Regions from separate parts of the Homo sapiens genome. Here region 1 is linked to region 2. A link is a contact called in ENCODE Hi-C or POLR2A ChIA-PET data. All regions are on one chromosome and are shown on one strand. The core of a region is the stretch at or near the end of the contact, and the rest is flanking DNA. Distances in the headings are between cores, read along the strand shown. Region 1 holds the start of ATP2B2-IT1 (ATP2B2 intronic transcript 1). Region 2 has its middle 13 kb from the start of ATP2B2.

Region 1 (2,700 bases), core at 124-2,623, 52 kb after region 2:
GCAGACTCTTCCCCATCTCGATGGATCCTCCTCTTAACCCTGGGACGTGGTATCGCTGTTCACTTTTTCCAGATGAGGAAACTGAGGAGGGGTGACATGAATGATCTGAGCTCACACTCCAGGGAGTATCAGAGCCAAGCGTCAAGTCCTTATGTGGCCCCAAAGCCCTTGCTCCACCCAAGAGAAATAGGGAAAAATGTGACAATTATAAAAACAATCGCTCCTCTTTATTGAGCACCTACTGTATTCAAGACACTATCCTGGCTACGCAGGTGATATATTTTAACGGGAGCCACCCCTCACTCACATCCCTAGTGGGAAGAATTAACCCTATTTTGCAGGTGAGGAAACAGAAGCAGCAGCTTGGGAAGGTGAAGTGACTTGCCCTCGGTCCCACGGTGAGGAAGTGCTAGAAATAGGATTGGGGGCCAACTCTTTTCACTCCTTTCCTCTCCCAAGGAGTGATACAGATGCTTCTAGATGGCACCCTGACCAGTATTTTTTTTCTTATTTTAGTAGTTATAGATTATTTTTATGAACCAGAAAAAAAATGTGCAACTAGCATGTAATCCCTGACCTCATGGATATTAATCCTTAGGATGAAGCTAAGATGGACAGTGAGGACAGGGAGTCAGTTCAAGGAAGAATATTAAGGTGTACCGTTCAGAGCTTTTTGGAGTGTGTGAGCTTGAAGGGGCTCAGGTGTAACACTCTGGGGTGAAAGTGAAGGAGGTGAGGCAAGTCCCGAAGTGAAGGGACTTGCTGAGGGTCAACAACCGGAGGCTGAACCCTAACACCCACTAAAGCTAGGTTCACAGCATAGACTGCTCTTTTTGGTCCCAGGCTTGCCTCCACCTACTGGCTCTATTTGCCTAACACAGACTGGGATACCTATTTGGCCAGAAGTCTTTAGAGAAGTTCCAGGAGTTGAAAGACAGAAAACAAAATTGGGAAGCTAAACTGGTAGCCTAGCCTGGGGCCATTTTGATGGAAGAATATTTAAAATCCAGCCCGGCCCACCAGATTGCCCCTAGGACACTGGTCATTTACTTTGGATGCCTGATGTCTGAACCCCTTCCTCTGTTTGGGGAGCTGCCCATCTTGTGACTCAGAACCCACCTTCCCATTGAAGAAGCTGCAGATGCCTCTAGCGTCCTTCACTGTGCAGGGTCAGACTCGAGTTCCAGCTCTGCCACTAATTCACTCTAAAATAAAGGGCCCGTTCAGGTATCTTCCAAGAGCACTCTGAGCTGGGAAATTGAACTAGACAGGTTCCAAGGCTAATTACAAGCTGACATTTTATGATTTGATGACTAAAGTGCTCATTGTGGAATTGCAGGCGGCAGCAGTTTGGTGAGTGGGAGGGATTTGCAGCAGAGGGAGCTGCCTGGCACCCCTCGACTCACATCACTAAGGCGACCACCCACTCTGCTTAGCTGTGAGGTCAGCTTGGTCCATTGTTAGTGATTTTAAGAAACCAGTGTCTCCCCAGTAGGCCGGGCTGGAGCCATCATGGGCTCTACTTGTTGCACCTGAAACAATGAAATATTTATCAAAATATCTCAGTTGATTTTTCCCTCGTAATTAAGGCAGGGTTAAGAAGGTGGATTCCTCACTTTCTCCAGCCAAAGTTATCTGAACACAAAGGCTGGCCTCTTGGTGGAGAGAGTTACATGGAAACCCCTCTGGCGTGTTGAGCAATGACCTGGCACAAGTCAGTCCCTGCTGGAACCCAGCCCAAAACTCCATTGGCGAGAGGCAAAGGCTCCCTGCCCCCTGCAATGAGACCTACTCTCCCCAGGACTTCGCAGCACCTCAACGCCCTGCTGTACTGACCAAGGCCTGAAAGGCCCTCCTCACTGCCATGCCCCGAGAGGCCCACTTTGCCCATCTGAGGCCCCTACTCTCCAATCCTTAATGAAGATAAATTCTCACTGCCATTACTGAAGCACACAAGGAAAGCTAGGTTTAAATATAAAATTCTGGGTCAGTGAGTTGGCCTGCTTCATTCTTTTCACATATCCCAGGCCACAAACGAAAAGAGACAAATTTCTCTGCATCTCCGTTGCTCTAAGAATTTACATTGAACTGGTGGTGGGGGAAAGGTGGAAGTTTGGGGAGGAAGAAGGTGTTCTGGAAGTTTCTTCATGCTGTGGTTACATGAAGTGAAGAAGGCAGAATATTCCCCAAACCAACTTGGTGTCCACAGGGCCAATGCCATTGCCGTGGGGTTCTCTAGCTCCCCCAAGATGGGCAGAAGCTGGGGAAGGTCCTTGTATGAGGCCAGGAGGACTGCCTGGTGGTGCCAGGAACAGAGCCTTCAGCAGGGATGCCAGAGGGCCAGGTAGGTGACTCGTGGCCTCACGCCCCATGGGCTGTGAGAACCCACTGTACCACACAAGGCCAGGGGAGCCAGCATGCTGCCTGGAGTCCCTAGAGGTAGGTTGCCTGGAGGAGGGGCCGCTGAACTGGCTGCAGAAGCCTGGGCCGTTTCCATAAGAAAGAGTCCACGTGAGCAAGGCATGGACATGGGCATGGGACCATCAGTCTGGCAAGAGTTGGGGGCCTAGAAGGAGAGGAAAGCCAGATAAGCTCAGCCAGGCTACTCAGCTCAGCTCCTAGTAGCACTGAACGCCAAGCTCAAAGCTTTGGATGGGCTTGGAAGGGGTTGAAGAAAGTCACAATCACTGTGGTGGGGAG
Region 2 (2,760 bases), core at 195-2,694:
TGGAACTCCTAACCAGGTCGACTGGGTCTACACCGAGGAGCTGAGGAAGGCTGGGGGCGGGGAACCTGCAAGTGTCACACTGGGCAGATGCATCTCGCCTCGGCCACCCCTTCCCCTTCCCCCAGCCTGGGGAGGGAGGTGGTGGTGGAGCACCATAGACTGAAGGACAAATATTCTGGGTCCTGGTCCCAGGGATGCAGTGTGGGCCATGGTTTCCCCATATTCAAAATGAGAGGGGTTGGGAAAATAGCCACTGAGAATTTTCTCTCCAGCCTAAATGCATACATGCTCCATTCTTTTTTCTCTCCCCTTCAGCCTATAACACTATGGACTCATTTAATGAATATCCACTGGCCCTTAATAATGACAATAGCATTGATGATACTGCTACTCAGCCACTACTTGTGGAGTGTCCAGAACATACCAGGCACCGGGCTAAGAAAGCCTTGAGGTGGAGTAAACTCACTGAATCCGTGCAACCCCACTGGAGAAGGAAGCTTGTCATCCCCATCTGATACATGGGGAGGTGACTGAGCCCAGAGCCTTGCACATGCACAGTCTCGCACCAGGCAGTGACAGCTCCAGGATGTGAACTGGGTGTCACGTCCTGGGCCTGTGCTTGGCTCTAGGCACTGTGCCGGGCACAGCAGGTAGGAAGACAGACACAGAGCTTGCTTTCCCTGTCGTTGAGGGAGCGATGGCTGCAGATAGGATGACCTCACACAGTGTGGGAAATGGCAGTAGACAGACGGGGGATTGGGCAGCCTGTGCAGGTTGCAGGGAGGAGCACATTTCACCTTTGCCAGTGAGGCATTCCAGGTAGCAGGCACAGCAAGAATGAAGGTAGGGTGGGGTTGGGGTGGGGAGGGCTTGAAACCTCACAGCAAAAAGATTTGCATTTAGTCTGTGGACCAGAAACCCTCAAACTCCAGTAATGATGTTTGCCAGTCTGCAAGTTCTAGCATATACTTTGCATCTGTCCTGAAATCACCTCCCTTTTAGAAACATATGTATCTCTCTACTTAGTGTTATCTTAAGCATTCATAGTCACAATATCATGGATTTGCCTTGCCAGTTGTATTTTTCCCCTAACACATCAAAGTAAGTGCACAGGTATTAAACTAGAGAGGATGTGCTTGCCCCCCTCCAAAATGCGGACTCGCGTCTGCCTTTGGAAACCAGGACCGTGGGTTTAGGCAGCTTGGAGGCTTGATCCGATCTGGACTACAGAAGGATTTCTCGGAGGTTAGAAGGGATAGGGGAGGCATTCCTGGGAATCTGCCCTTGTCCCATGACAAAGGTCTGGGGGTGCCAGCATGCCCCCAAGCTGAGAGTGCCACTCTTGCCCCAGCAAAACCCCTCCTTGGCCTCAGCTCTCTGGCTTCACCTGAGCCCACTCCTGATCCGCTTTCTCCCAGCCAAGCGCCGCTGCGGCCGTGCTGACCTCAATGACTAACACACATTCCTGGCCTAGTTACAGAGCCCCTCGCCTCGCGTATTTATAGCCACCTCCCAACTCCACTCATGCCTCTGAGGGAGGCCTGGCCCTTCTTTGAAAGCTCCTTTCACTACCCCTGCCCTGCCCCGGGCCCCGCTTTCACCGGCAGGTGCTGTCAGTCTCCCCTCTGTCGGGGACAGGTGTGGGGCAGGGATTTTGTTCTGTGTGGCCATGGGAAAGTGGCTTCCCCTCCCTGGACCTCATCTGTAAAGTAAGAGCCATCATACTCTCCGGCCAGGCTGGGCTGTGGTGAAGATAAACTGAGATATTCATTCTGAGATCATGAGTAATAACTAATGTTCATGGAACACCAACTGTGCACTAGGCCCTGTCTAAACACTTGGCACATTATGAACTCATTTAATTCTTACAACAACCCCACAAGGGACATACTGGTATCATCATGCCAATTTTGTAGAGGAGGAAACTGAGGAACAGAAAAGTTAGGCAGCTTGCCCAAGGTCAAACACCTAGCTGGGATTCAAACCAGACTCCAGAATCTGTACTCCGGGCACTGTGCTGAACTTGACACACAGAGTGGTCCTCAGCCATACTGTGGATTTGCCCTGTTTGTTTCCTGCCTTTGGGGTCCCCTGAATTAGCTAAGCACATCACTCACCGTCTGCAATAAAGTGGCCGAGGCGGGAGTGAATAATGAAGGTGCAATGTGCAATGTCCGGGCCTTTCAAGGGGCTATTGAGGACTTGGCTAATGAGGGAACAGAGCAAGAAAGAGAGAAGAGTCACAGCTGGGACTCCTGTCAAGGTGCCCAGCTTTACAGAGAGGTATGCTGACGCATGGCAGCATGGCAGGGCAGGCTGGCATCTGATGGTACGTGAGAGGCGTTGGAGTTCTAGGAGTGGAGAACTCAGTTCCTGTGTCCCCTGCCCCTACCCCACCTCTGACATCTCTCACCCTTGATCTCAAAGGAGGAAAGCTTCCAATGAATGTTTTGATAGAAAGGTTTTAGGAACTTAAGCCACCTCGTCCCATGAATGTTATAGTTCCAAAAGAAGATTCCAAGAGGGACAAGAGAACAAATATTGTTTGGGTGTTTACTGTATGTGTGGCACTGAGCCAGGCACTCAGCAGTCACTTGTTCATTCAACAAACATTGGCTCAGAACTCACTCCACTCTCTGTGCCAGCACTGATGCTGCCTGCCTTGCATGTGGAGACTTCTGGACCAGGATACCTGCCTAGCAAGTGGCAGGACTGGGATCGAATGCAGGGGTTTTTCTCACATCATACAACTGCTATTGG

What was found. A loop is a pair of places that touch in the nucleus more often than their neighbours do. ChIA-PET counts read pairs that join two places held with the same protein, here RNA polymerase II (POLR2A). Pooled maps may share reads with other maps.
Region 1: a loop to region 2 is called in a pooled map, with 5 times the contacts of the local background. The contact joins the promoter of ATP2B2-IT1 here to the enhancer-like site in region 2. A Hi-C loop is called at or near these places in 2 of 168 maps with a recorded cell type or tissue (astrocyte of the cerebellum and endothelial cell of hepatic sinusoid) and 2 of 50 pooled maps. POLR2A ChIA-PET finds 5 or more read pairs at or near these places in 2 of 52 experiments (A549 and OCI-LY7).

Annotation. Positions count from the first base shown.
Region 1 is chr3:10,569,002-10,571,701 of GRCh38, forward strand. It overlaps ATP2B2-IT1 (ATP2B2 intronic transcript 1), which reads right to left and starts at 1,374. Exons shown (of 2, transcript NR_046765.1): 1 at 1,120-1,374. It also overlaps a transcript of ATP2B2 not described here. RefSeq lists an enhancer at 2,458-2,700.
Region 2 is chr3:10,517,192-10,519,951 of GRCh38, forward strand. It overlaps a transcript of ATP2B2 not described here. Among named protein-coding and RNA genes, the nearest start is that of ATP2B2, 13 kb to the left of the region's middle. Within about 2 kb of position 1,445, at least 3 of the 41 ENCODE cell types and tissues checked have a DNase peak (open chromatin) inside an H3K27ac peak, as active enhancers do.